Linked DNA regions of Homo sapiens: region 2 is linked to region 1. Evidence: chromatin contacts called from ENCODE Hi-C or POLR2A ChIA-PET data. All regions are on one chromosome and are shown on one strand. Each heading gives the region's core, a stretch centred on a gene start or an enhancer-like site at or near the end of the contact. The rest is flanking DNA. Distances are from core to core; before and after follow the strand shown. Region 1 overlaps EREG (epiregulin). Region 2 has its middle 62 kb from the start of AREG.

Region 1 (6,363 bases), core at 1,401-3,900:
CTTCTGTTTAAGCTTTAGGTATTTGCACTTCAAACACTCTTTCCAATTTATTTAAGTAACTGTTATATAGTAAATACTAATGGTGGTGGTAGTAGTAGTAGTAGCAGCAATTAAGCTCCACTAAATTAATTAATGGCTTCAGCTTGCAATTGCTTTGGGGAATAACGAATTTCAGAACTGAGATTTGAAAAAAATTAGACATATTTTGTTTGAAGAAATGAATAATACCTACCGTGGGGGATAATGACATGTGTGTTAAGCTTGCTTTTTCTACACCCTAAAGGTTGTCTTTTGAGAATAAATACCTCCTATGTGATTTTGTTTAGTCGGTTGGACATTTTCGTTTGGATTCCGGTGCTTATTGGCCTAGGGTGCGTGATAACTAGAATGACTTCCTACTCCTGAAAATTCTCCTTGACTGATAGGCAGCTAGGTAAATGTAATCTAGGTAAAATCAGAATATATCCTATCTAATATGAGAAGGAATAGGCATGCCAGATGAACCACACTGAGAATCCAGTTTCTGTAAGCACAGGAAGAGTTTGAATCAACCTGTTTCGTTGAAGTAGCTAAGTAAGTGGTAACTGTTATGAAAGGATGATTAATGCCTCCATAAAGGCAACAAAATATATTCAACTTTCCATTTCTTTCACAGTTCAGACAGAGGACGATCCATCTCTTGAACATGTACTATGTACCAGTGATATAGTTTGGCTCTGTGTCCCCACCCACATCTCATCTGGAATTGCAATCCCCATGTATTGAGAGAGGGACCCGTAATCCCCATGTGTCCAAGGAGGGAGGTGATTGAATCAATGCGGGTAGTTTCCTGCATGCTGTTCTCAGGATAGTGAGTGAGTTCTCATGAGATCTGATGGTTTTATAAGTGTTTGGAAGTTCCTCCTTCCCGCCTCTCTCTCCTGCCACCTTGTGAAAAAGGGGCTTGCTTCCCCTTCGCCTTCGGCCATGATAAGTTTCCTGAGACTTCCCCAGCCATATAGAACTGTGAGTCAATTAAAGTTCTTTCCTTTATAAATTACCCAGTCTCAGGGAAGTCCTTTATAATAGTGTGAAAACAAACTAATACAACCAGGTATGGTCCTATTCACCTTATCTGTATTATATTATTTAGTCCTCTCAGGGCCAATTTGAGGAAGATACTATTATTATCCCCATTAGAGAAAACTAAAGCATAAAGAGTTTAAATAACTTTTCCCAAGGATACATATTGTTAAATGGGCCACTTTATAGAATTTGGAAATAGGCAATAATACTAGAGTATAATGGACATCACAGAGAACAAATTATGATAGCTGTAATTGAAGTAGAGTATTTAACCCAACATAGAGGCCACAAATTATGGTGGAAAGGCAGTCTTGTGAGGAAAACTTGAGCTACGTGATCTTGAAAAAAAATTAATTTACTTTTCTGGGTGTTAATTTTTCCTATCTTATAGATTTTTGGGGAGAATACAGTGAAATAAACTAATGTTTTTTTTTTTTTTTTTCTGAAATGGCTGTCACAGCCCATAAATGTTCCTTGACTCTCAACTTCTAGCCTCTGGTTTTAGCAGTGTATGTGGACAGTGCCCTCTTCTGGTTTATAACAAGTTTGTCTATCTCTGTAATTTGGTACTGTAAAGAAAGATTTAATTCGTGTAATACAAGAATTTTATTTTTTCTCAGTTAGAGAAGGCTTGTATCTGTTAAGCCGATTGTATATTTTTGGGTTCTGAAAAGTAAATTACACATCGGCATCAGCATCATAATGTATAACTTCATATATCAAATTTCACACTTAATTCTGTGAAGTAGTTATTAGTCTCAAATACCCTCAGTGTATTTAAATTAAATGTCTTGTCTAAGATCACTTGTGACCACAGAAGAGAAGAGTTACAAATTTATCTTTTGAAATCAAGTCTCCTGTTCTTCAACAATTTGAAAATTCTGTTGTCTTTAAAGTTCAGAATTATCCCCTCCCCACTCCATGCTTTTTCTACAATATAAATGCTGCTTCAATTGCTCTTGTGGAACTACAAAAAATATATTTTTGTTGAATGACAAAGAAATAGCTAAAGCCTAGATTTCATTGTCAGTTGAACAGAGTTGAAAACTATTTCACTAAGCTTTTTATGGAGGATAAGCTAGATTCTCATTCAAGTCAATTTTGTTTTATATCCCAATAATAATTTCACCATACTTTCACTACTGAAGAATGAAATCCTTTAACTAATACAGTTTCCTCGGTACAAATTGGAGTTTTAGTTGCACGTGCTTACATCCTTGACATTCCTATTCCTACATATTTCTTCAACTGAGGAAAGCTTTGGAGGAGACATTACCAATTCTCCCTCCAGGAAAATGCTAGCCAGGGGGAAAAAAATGCACATTTGAAGCTAGTTTCTCTATCCTTTGCATAAACTAAAGCCTAACCTTTCCTGCTTGGAATTGCCTCCAATTGCAACCTGCAACTATTATAGAATCCAACTTACTTTGGAGTGTTGCTGTTAGTCTTCTTTTTTAAAGGTTTTTAGTAGTTGTTAGTTTTTCCACCGTTGGAAACTTTGTTCCAGTTGTTCAGGCCACAGGTGAAATGTTTGTCTTTGTTAATTAAAGAATGTTCAGCCCAGGGTGTGCCTCCACAAAGACTGGACTTTCCTTACTCGTGACGCTCCCTTGGACACAGTCCATCGCTCAGGATAGTTTCTGTGAGACTTGCTGCATTAATCCTACAGCAGGATATTTTACAGGTGGAATCGTATATAATTTTAAATGTTCCTTTCAAATTAAAGTGTATAACTGCAATTCCATCATGGATGGATGTGGCCAAGAAAACAGCAAAATTAATTCTAAGTCATGTCCATCTGCACAGCACTATTGCTTTAAAATAGTGGTTCTCAAATGTTCCTGCAATATGCGTCTGCTCCCAAACACTTGCAAACTAGGGTAGAAGAGTGAATGCGATCCAATGAATAAAAAATCTATCTCCAGAGAAATATTACATCCACTATCCTGTTAACCTTAAGAATCGCTGGTCAGGCCGGGCGCGGTGGCTCACGCCTGTAATCCCAGCACTTTGGGAGGCCGAGGCGTGCGGATCACGAGGTCAGGATATCGAGACCATCCTGGCTAACACGGTAAAACCCCGTCTCTATTAAAAATACAAAAAAAAAAAAAAAAATTAGCCAGGCATGGTGGCGGGCGCCTGTAGTCCCAGCTACTCAGGCGGCTGAGGCAGGAGAATGGCTTGAACCCAGGAGGCGGAGCTTGCAGGGAGCGGAGATCGCGCCACTGCACTCCAGCCTGGGCGACAGAGGAAGACTCCCTCTCAAAAAAAAAAAAAAAAAAAAAAAAAAAAAAGAATCGCTAGTCATTACTTTAATGAGTCATACAGGGAGGGAATAAATGCTAAAGCATGCATATATTTCCTTAATGTCAGGCTTTTCATGACCTTAGTGTTGTTTGAACATAATTTCTCTATGATTGGACCTCAAATACTATATTTGGCTTTTTCATTCTTGACAGTAGATTCTTCCTAAGCAAATAATTCACTACGATACTAAATATTTTAGATAGTATCTATGTCAAAAAAACAGATCTGGTGGCATTTCTTGTCTGGTGGCATTGGTAACTAAGATACAGAGGAATTTCTTGCCAGGTGATATAACACAGATGATCTGTAAACTCAAAATTGGCAGTTGGCGCTTCTTTTACAATACAGCTGCAAAAATGGAAATGCATTCAGAGGTCATTGTTTCTATCAAATTTCCAAATGGGTTTTAGGAATGTGAACCTCACCTATATATCTCTCTGCCTTCATTTTTCAGATTATGTTTCAGTGAAATCTCAGATGTGCCAGCAGGAAGTGGTGCCAGTGACTCAGAGGATACAAATCGCCTCTTCCCTGTGAGTCAGGACCGAGCCTACACCCTTACACAATATTGGGGACCGCGCGTGGGAGAGGTTGAGTGCCATCATAGGAATGGCAATAGCAGTAAATGTCGTGGGCCCTGGAGCACTAAGAAGTGGTTGCCCAACAGTCAGACAAAATGCCAGATGTAGAAAATGTACTTCCTATTGCATACGGTTTATTTTGACCTTGCTTCATTTTTATTTATATTTATTTTGTTTTTCGAGGCTCTTACTCATTTGCCCAGACTGGAGTGCAGTGGTGCAATCACTGCTCACTGCAGCCTCGAATCCCTGGGCTCAATGATCCTCCCATGTTGGCCTCCAAAAATGCTAGGATTACAGGCTTGAGCCATTGTGCCTGGATTTACCTTGCTTCCTAAGGATTGCACTGAGGGCTCATCCAGAAGGAGGCCAGTACAGAGGAGGCTAGGATTTGGTGACTGGATGACCAAGCCAAGTCAGCAAAATAATTGCAAATCTTAGGGTAAAATGACTATTCTGGAAAACAATCAAGAAAATAAAAATGATCCAAATTAAAATCAGATAGATTACAGAATAAAAGAAATGCATCTCATTTTCCCAGTTTAACCTTTTAGGCTATTTAGACCAGAAAAGCAAACTTGTGCAGAATCATAGCATTTGTCCAGCCCAAACACATAGCAAAATCCTCTTTGTTCACACTTTTGCTGTGGTCACATGCCAACCTACTCAGACTGTTCATTTTCTACCATCTTCCATGGCAGTCTGTGATTTTAGAATTTGTCTATAACGTAATAGGCTTGTTGGATCTTGTGTGCTTTTAAGGAGTGAATATGCCTTCACTGTTTTTGGATGTCTTTTTGTTTTAAATTTAATTCCACTATTTGATAAGCTCTTGCTTCACCTTGGTCAAAATAACTCTAAAACTCATTATCACATCAGATACTGAAAAGACTGTCAGCACCTTCTAGTAGCAACCTACTTTTCAGAGAGTATATATATGTGTGTGTGTGTGTGTGTGTGTATAGATATATATACGCACACGTATATACTTATATATATACATACATATATACTTATAAATATTACTTATATATAAATATATATGAACACATATATACATATATTACTTATATATAAATATATATATACACTCACATATATACACACATATATATAAATCTATAGAAAACTAACCTTGCCTTCTGCCAGTAATAATTCTATTCCTATATATTTTTAATGTTAGCTTTGTAACTGCACTTCATTAAGACCTAAGGTAAAAACGGTCTATAGCAATTTGAGATAAAACATATGAAACCCAAGGTTAATATAACAGGTTAAAAATAAGTAATTATTTTAATTTTGAGTTTTGAAAAATAGCCATAGAATCTTCCTTGACAAGTAGCAAAAATATTAATATGCCATGTGTTTCTAGTCATAAGCATTAAGTTATACTTTCCAATTTAGGTAGTCATTTCTAAATCATACTTCAAATGCTAATATATTTCGCTTACATATTATCATACAATGCTATACTTAAAGCTAGTCAAATAAAGAATCAGTGAGTCAAAATATAAGGGAATTATCTATTTTGCACTAAATATGAATTTAAAGATGTATATCTTGTTCATAACGGAAGTATTTCCAGAATGCAGGAGAATACATACCAACTCTTATGTAAAGAGTACAACCCAGCACTTTGGGAGGCTGAGGCTGGTGGATCATGAGGTCAAGAGATCGAGACCATCCTGGCCAACATGGTGAAACCAAAATACCAAAAAAAAAAAAAAAAAAAAAAAAATTAGCCAGATGTGGTGGTGGGCGCCTGTGGTCCCAACTACTCGGGAGGCTGAGGCAGGAGAATGGCGTGAACCCGGGAAGCAGAGGTTGCAGTGAGCCGAGATCACCCCACTGCACTCCAGCCTGGTGACAGAGCAAGACTCTGTTTCAAAAAAAAAAAAAAAAAAAAAAAAAGTACAATTTAAATTAATCTGAGTGTTTGGAACTCTGTGACTAAAATCTCTAAAGGTGGGACTTGCCTCCCCTAAAAGCCAAAGCTTCATTTATAGAGTATTGTTTCAAATTTTCTGTTGGAAACATATTTTTTTCTCAAGACAATCTTACATAAGAAGAGCTTTTTTATAACCTTTTCTACCTTGACTCCCTTCCATCGGGCTTCTCACTTCTATAAATCCAACTTAAATTATTCTTACATTATTATTCCAAAAGAAACATCTCCTGAAGGCGCAACAGTTTGGACTATAAGTGTCTGCAATTTGCCTTCTTTTCATTATGGCCACATTGTGGCAGGAAGCCTGGATATTTAATGGCATCTTGAGAAGCATATTGACTATATTGTATTCTCTGTAGATGCCTATGGCCAAACATGAATCTGCAAGGATAAAGTTTTAATCAGTGAGAGCACACAAAACAAGAGAAAGGGAATCCATTAAAGATGATTTCAAAAGACTCG
Region 2 (6,362 bases), core at 3,627-6,126, 130 kb before region 1:
TTTTGTAAATTTGTTTAAGTTCTTTGTAGATTCTGGATATTAGCCCTTTGTCAGATGGGTAGATTGCAATGGCTTTCTCCCATTCCGTAGGTTGCCTGTTCACAGTGATGATAGTTTCTTTTGCTGTGCAGAAGCTCTTTAGTTTAATTAGATCCCATTTGTCTATTTTGACTTTTGTTGCCATTGCTTTTGGTGTTTTAGCCATGAAGTCTTTGCCCATGCCTATGTCCTGAACGGTATTGTCTAGGTTTTCTTCTAGGATTTTTATGGTGTTAGGTCTTACATTTAAGTCTTTAATCCATCTAGAGTTAATTTTTGTATATGGTGTAAAGAAGAGATCCAGTTTCAGCTTTCTACATATGGCTAGCCAGTTTTCCCAGCACCATTTATTAAATAGGGAATCCTTTCTCCACTGCTTGTTTTTCTCAGGTTTGTCAAAGATCAGATGGTTGTAGATGTGTGGTGTTATTTCTGAGGCCGCTGTTCTGTTCCATTGGTCTATATATCTGTTTTGGTACCAGTAGCATGCTATTTTGGTTACTGTACCCTTGTAGTATAGTTTGAAGTCAGGTAGCATGATGCCTCCAGGTTTGTTCTTTATGCTTAGGATTGTCTTGGCTATGTGGGCTCTTTTGTGGTTCCATATGAACTTTAAAGTAGTTATTTTTCCAATTTTGTGAAGAAAGTCAGTGGTATCTTGATGGCGATAGCATTGAATCTATAAATTACTTTGTGCAGTATAGCCATTTTCATGATATTGATTATTCCTATCCATGAGCATGGAATGTTCTTCCATTTGCTTGTGTCCTCTTTTATTTCATTGAGCAGTGGTTTGTAGTTCTCCATGAAGAGGTCCTTCATATCCCTTGTAAGTTGGATTCCTAGGTATTTTATTCTCTTTGTAGTAATTGTGAATGAGAGTTCACTCATGATTTGGCTCTCTGTTTGTCAGTCATTGGTATATAGGAATGCTTGTGATTTTTGCACATTGATTTTGTTTCCTGAGACTTTGCTGAAGTTGCTTATCAGCTTAAGGAGATTTGAGGCTGAGATAATGGGGTTTTCTGAATACACAATTACGTCATCTGAAGAGACAATTCAACTTCCTCTTTTCCTCATTGAATACCCTTTCTTTCTTTCTCTTGCCTGATTGCCCTAGCCAGAACTTCCAACACTATGTTGAATAGGAGTGGTGAGAGAGGGCATCCTTGTCTTGCGTGGGTTTTCAAAGGGAATTCTTCCAGTTTTTGCCCATTCAGTACGATATTTGGTTGGGTATGTCATAAATAGCTCTTATTATTTTGAGATACATTCCTTCAATACCTAGTTTATTGAGAGTTTTAACATGAAGGGCTGTTGAATTTTGTTGAAGGTCTTTTCTGCATCTGTTAAGACAATCATGTGGTTTTTGTTGTTGGTTCTGCCTATGTGATGGCTTACATTTATTGATTTGCATATGTTGAACCAGCCTTGCATCCCAGGGATGAAGCCAACTTGATTGTGGTGGATAAGCTTTTTGATGTGCTGCTGGATTCAGTTTGCCAGTATTTTAGTGAGGATTTTCGCATCCATATTCATCAGGGATATTGGCCTAAAATTCTCTTTTTTTTGTTGTGTCTTTACCAGGCTTTGGTATCAGGATGATGCTAGCCTCATAAAATGAGTTAGGGAGGATTCTCTCTTTTTCTGTTGACTGAAATAATTTCAGAAGGAATGGTACCAACTCCTCTTTGTACCTGTGGTAGAATTTGGCTGTGAATCCGTCTGGTCCTGGACTTTTTTTGGTTGGTAGGTTATTAATTATTGCCTGAATTTCAGAACCTGTTATTGGTCTATTCAGAGATTCAACTTCTTCCTGGTTTAGTCTTGGGAGGGTGTATGTGTCCAGGAATTTATCCATTTCTTCTAAATTTTCTAGTTTATTTGCATAGATGTGTTTATAGTATTCTCTGATGGTAGTTTGTATTTCTGTGGGATCAGTGGTGATATCCCCTTTATCATATTTTATTGTGTCTATTTGATTCTTCTCTTTTCTTCTTTATTCGTCTTGCTAGCCATCTATTTTGTTGATCTTTTCAAAAAACAGCTCCTGGATTCATTGATTTTTTGAAGGTTTTTTTTTGTGTCTTTATCTCCTTCAGTTCTCCTCTGATCTTTGTTATTTCTTGTTTTCTGCTAGCTTTTGAATTTGTTTGCTCTTGCTTCTCTAGTTCTTTTAATTGTGATGTTAGGGTGTTGATTTTAGATGTCTTCTGCTTTCTCTTGTGGGCATTTAGTGCTATAAATTTCCCTGTACACACTGCTTTAAATGTGTCCCCGAGATTCTGGTATGTTGTGTCTTTGTTCTCATTGGTTTCAAAGAACATCTTTACTTCTGCCTTCATTTTGTTGTTTACCCAGCAGTCATTCAGTAGCAGGTTGTTCAGTTTCCATGTCGTTGTGCAATTTTTAGTGCGTTTACTAATTCTGAGTTCTAATTTGATTGCACTGTGGTCTGAGAGACAGTTTGTTGTGATTTCTGTTCTTTTACATTTGCTTAGGTATGTTTTACTACCAATTATGTGGTCAATTTTAGAATAAATGTGATTTGGTGCTGAGAAGAATGTGTATTCTGTTGATTTGGGGTATAGAGTTCTGTAGATGTCTATTAGGTCCACTTGGTCCTTGGTCCAGAGGTGAGTTCAAGTCCTGGATATCCTTGTTAACCTTCTGTCTTGTTAATCTGTCCAATATTGACAGTGGGGTGCTAAAGTCTCCCAATATTATTGTGTGGGAGTCTAAGTCTCTTTGTCCTTTCTAAGGACTTGCTTCAAGAATCTGGGTGCTCCTGTACTGGGTGCATATATATTTAGGCTCTTTAGCTCTTCTTGGTGAATTGATCCCTTTACCATTATGTAGTGGCCTTGTCTCTTTTGATCTTTGTTGGTTTAAATCTGTTTTATCAGAGACTAGGATTACAACCCCTGCTTTTTTTTTTTTTTTTTTTTTTGCTTTCCGGTTGCTTGGTAGATCGTCCTCCATCCCTTTATTTTGAGCCTATGTGCACCTTTGCACGTAAGATGGGTCTCTTGAATACAGCACACTGATGAGTCTTGACTCTTTATCCAATTTGCCAGTCTGTGTCTTTTAATTGGGGCATTTAGCCCATTTATATTTAAGGTTAAGATTGTTATGTTTAAATTTGATCCCATCATTACGATGTTAGCTGGTTATTTTGCCCGTTAATTGATGCAGTTTCTTCATAGTGTCAATGGTCTTTACCATTTGTCATGTTTATGCAGTGGCTCATACCAGTTGTTCCTTTCCACGTTTAGTGCTTTCTTCAGGAGCTCTTGTAAGGCAGGCCTGGTGGTGACAAAATCTCTCAGCATTTGCTTGTCTGTACAGGATTTTATTTCTCCTTCACTTATGAAGCTTAGTTTGGCTGGATATGAGATTCTGGGTTGAAAGTTATTTTCTTCAAGAACATTGAATGTTGGCCCCCACTCTCTTCTGGCTTGTATGGTTTCTGCCAAGAGATCAGCTGTTAGTCTGATGGGCTTCCCTTTGTGGGTGACCCGAGCTTTCTGGCTGCCCTTAACATTTTTTCCTTCATTTTAACCTTGGTGAAGCTGACAATCTTGTTTCTTGAGGTTGCTCTTCTCAAAGAGTATCTTTGTGGTGTTCTCTTTATTTCCTGAATTTGAATGTTGGCCTTCCTTGCTAGGTTAGGGAAGTTCTCCTGGATAATATCCTGAAGAGTGTTTCCTAACTTGGTTCCATTCTCCCAGTCACTTTCAGGTACACCAATCAAACGTATATTTGGTCTTTTCACATAGTCCCATATGTCTTGGAGGATTTGTTTGTTTCTTTTCACTCTTTTTTCTCTAATCTTGTCTTCTTGCTTTGTTTCATTAATTTGATCTTCAATCACTGATATCCTTTCTTCCACTTGATTGAATCAGCTATTGATGCTTGTGTATGTGTCACGAAGTTCTTGTGCCATGGTTTTCAGCTCCATGAGGTAATTTAAGGTCTTCTCTACACTGTTTATTCTAGTTAGCCATTCATCTAACCTTCTTTCAAGGTTTTTATCTTCTTTATGTTGGTTTAGAACATGCTTCTTTAGCTCAGAGAAGTTTGTTATTACTGACCTTCTGAAGCCTACTTCTGTCACCTTGTCAAACTCATTCTCCGTCCAGTTTTGTTCCCTTGCTGGTGAGGAGCTGTGATCCCTTGGAGGAGAAGAAGTGCTCTGTTTTTTGGAATTTTCAGCTTTTCTGCTCTGGTTTCTCCTCATCTTTGTGGTTTTATCTACCTTTGGTCTTTGATGTTGGTGACCTAGAGATGGGGTTTTGGTGTGGATGTCCTTTTTATTGATATCGATTCTATTCCTTTCTGTTTGTTAGTTTTCCTTCTAACAGTCAGACCCCTCAGCTGCAGGTCTGTTGAAGTTTGCTGGAGGTCCACTCCAGACCCTGTTTGCCTGGGTATCACCAGCAGAGGCTGCAGAACAGCAAATATTGCTGCCTGATCCTTCGTCTGGAAGTTTTGTCCCAGAGGGACACCTGCCTGTTTGAGGTGTCTGTTGACTCCTATTGGAGAGGTGATTCCCAGTCAGGCTACACGGGGTTCAGGGACCTGCTTGAGGAGGCAGTCTGTCTGTTTTTGGAGCTCAAATGCCATGCTGAGAGAACCACTGCTCTCTTCAGAGCTGTCAGACAGGGACATTTAAGTCTGTAGAAGCTGTCTGCTGTCCTTTTTTCTACTATGCCCTGCCCCTACAAGTGCCTCTATAGAGGCAGTAAGCCTTACTGAGTTGTGGTGAGCTCTGCCAAGTTTGTGCTTCCTGGCCTCTTTGTTTACACTGTGAGCTACTGAAGCGTCAGCAATGGCGGATGCCCCTCCCCCTGTCAAGCTGCAGCCTCGCAGGTTGATTTCAGACTGCTGTGCTAGCAGTGAGCAAGGCTTCATGGGCATGGGACCTGCCGAGTCAGGCACAGGAGGGTATCTCCTGGTCTGCTTGTTGCTAAGACTGTGGGAAAGTGCAGTATTTGGTCAGGAGTGTACCATTTCTCCAGGTACAGTCTGTCATGGCTTCTCTTGGATAGGAAAGGGAAATCCCCTGATCCCTTGCACTTCCTGGGTGAGATGATGCCCCACCCTGCTTCAGCTCACTCTTTGTGGGCTGCACCCACTGTCCAGCCAGTCCCAATGAGATGAACCAGGTACTTCAGTTGGAAATGCAGAAATCACCCATCTTCTGCGATGATCTTGCTGGGAGCTGCAGACCAGAGCTCTTCCTATTTGGCCATCTTGGAAGCGACCCCTCTATTTTGAGTTTTTAAAGAAAACCCCATACTGTTTTTCAAAATGGCTGTACTAATTTACATTCCCACCAACAGTACGCGACAGTTCCCTTTTCTTTTTATCCCCACCAACATTTGTCTTTCTCTTTTTGACAAGAGCCATTCCTACGGGTATGAGGTGATATCCCATTGTGACTTTAATTTATGTTTCCCTGGTGATTAGTGATGTTGAGCATTTTTCCATATACCTGTTGGGCATCTGTATATCTTCTTTGGAGAAATGTCTATTCAGGTCTTATGCCCATGTTTAAATGGGATTTTTTTTTCTTGCTATCAAGTTGCTTTATTTTTAATTATTATGGTCACATAATAGTTGTACATGTTTTGGAGGTACATGTGAAATTCTGACCCAAACATACAATACATAATGATCAAATCGGGGTAACTGGGATATTCATCACATCAAGCATTTAACATTTCTTTGTGTTACGAACATTCCAATTCCACTCTTATTTATTTTGAAATATACAATAAATTATTGTTAACAATAGTCAGCCCATTGTGTCACTGAAAGAATATTAACCCCTTACTAGATGTGTGGTTTACAAATATTTTCTTCCATTCTATAAGTGGTCTCTTCACTCTGAAGTGGGTGTGTGTGTGTATATATGTGTTTGTGTGTGTGTATGTATGTGTGTTCTGTGCAGAAGTTTTTAGTTTGATATAATCCCATTTGTCTATTTTGCTTTTGTTGCCTGTGCTTTTGAGATCATATCCAAAAAACTTTGCCCAGACCAATGCCATTGAAGTTTTCCCCTATGTTCTTCAATATGCATTTTTCAAGCGGATGAATAAAGTAAAAAAAAAAAACCTATGGAAATTATGTGCTGTGTTTTCAGCATTATAATTACCACAGAGTTAAATATTTTGGTTGGCCCTGAGCCATCTACCAGACAATGTCCTTTCTGCTTCTCAGAAGTTGCAATTTAAGGTGGAATTCTAAAGCTGAGAGACAAGTTACATATCAGGACTAGTGGTTTAGTTCAGATCAAAAAGTATGTATTGAGCATAAAC

The links. A loop is a pair of places that touch in the nucleus more often than their neighbours do. ChIA-PET counts read pairs that join two places held with the same protein, here RNA polymerase II (POLR2A). Pooled maps may share reads with other maps.
Region 2: a loop to region 1 is called in a map of endothelial cell of umbilical vein, with 5 times the contacts of the local background. The contact joins two enhancer-like sites. A Hi-C loop is called at or near these places in 1 of 168 maps with a recorded cell type or tissue (endothelial cell of umbilical vein) and 1 of 50 pooled maps. POLR2A ChIA-PET finds 5 or more read pairs at or near these places in 3 of 52 experiments (AG04450, MCF 10A and WTC11).

What each region holds. Positions count from the first base shown.
Region 1 is chr4:74,372,303-74,378,665 of GRCh38, reverse strand. All of the region lies in intron 1 of EREG (epiregulin), which reads right to left. Among named protein-coding and RNA genes, the nearest start is that of EREG, 10 kb to the right of the region's middle. RefSeq lists an enhancer at 3,289-4,488. Within about 2 kb of position 2,650, at least 4 of the 41 ENCODE cell types and tissues checked have a DNase peak (open chromatin) inside an H3K27ac peak, as active enhancers do.
Region 2 is chr4:74,504,270-74,510,631 of GRCh38, reverse strand. No RefSeq gene overlaps it. Among named protein-coding and RNA genes, the nearest start is that of AREG, 62 kb to the right of the region's middle. RefSeq lists an enhancer at 6,272-6,362. Within about 2 kb of position 4,876, at least 4 of the 41 ENCODE cell types and tissues checked have a DNase peak (open chromatin) inside an H3K27ac peak, as active enhancers do.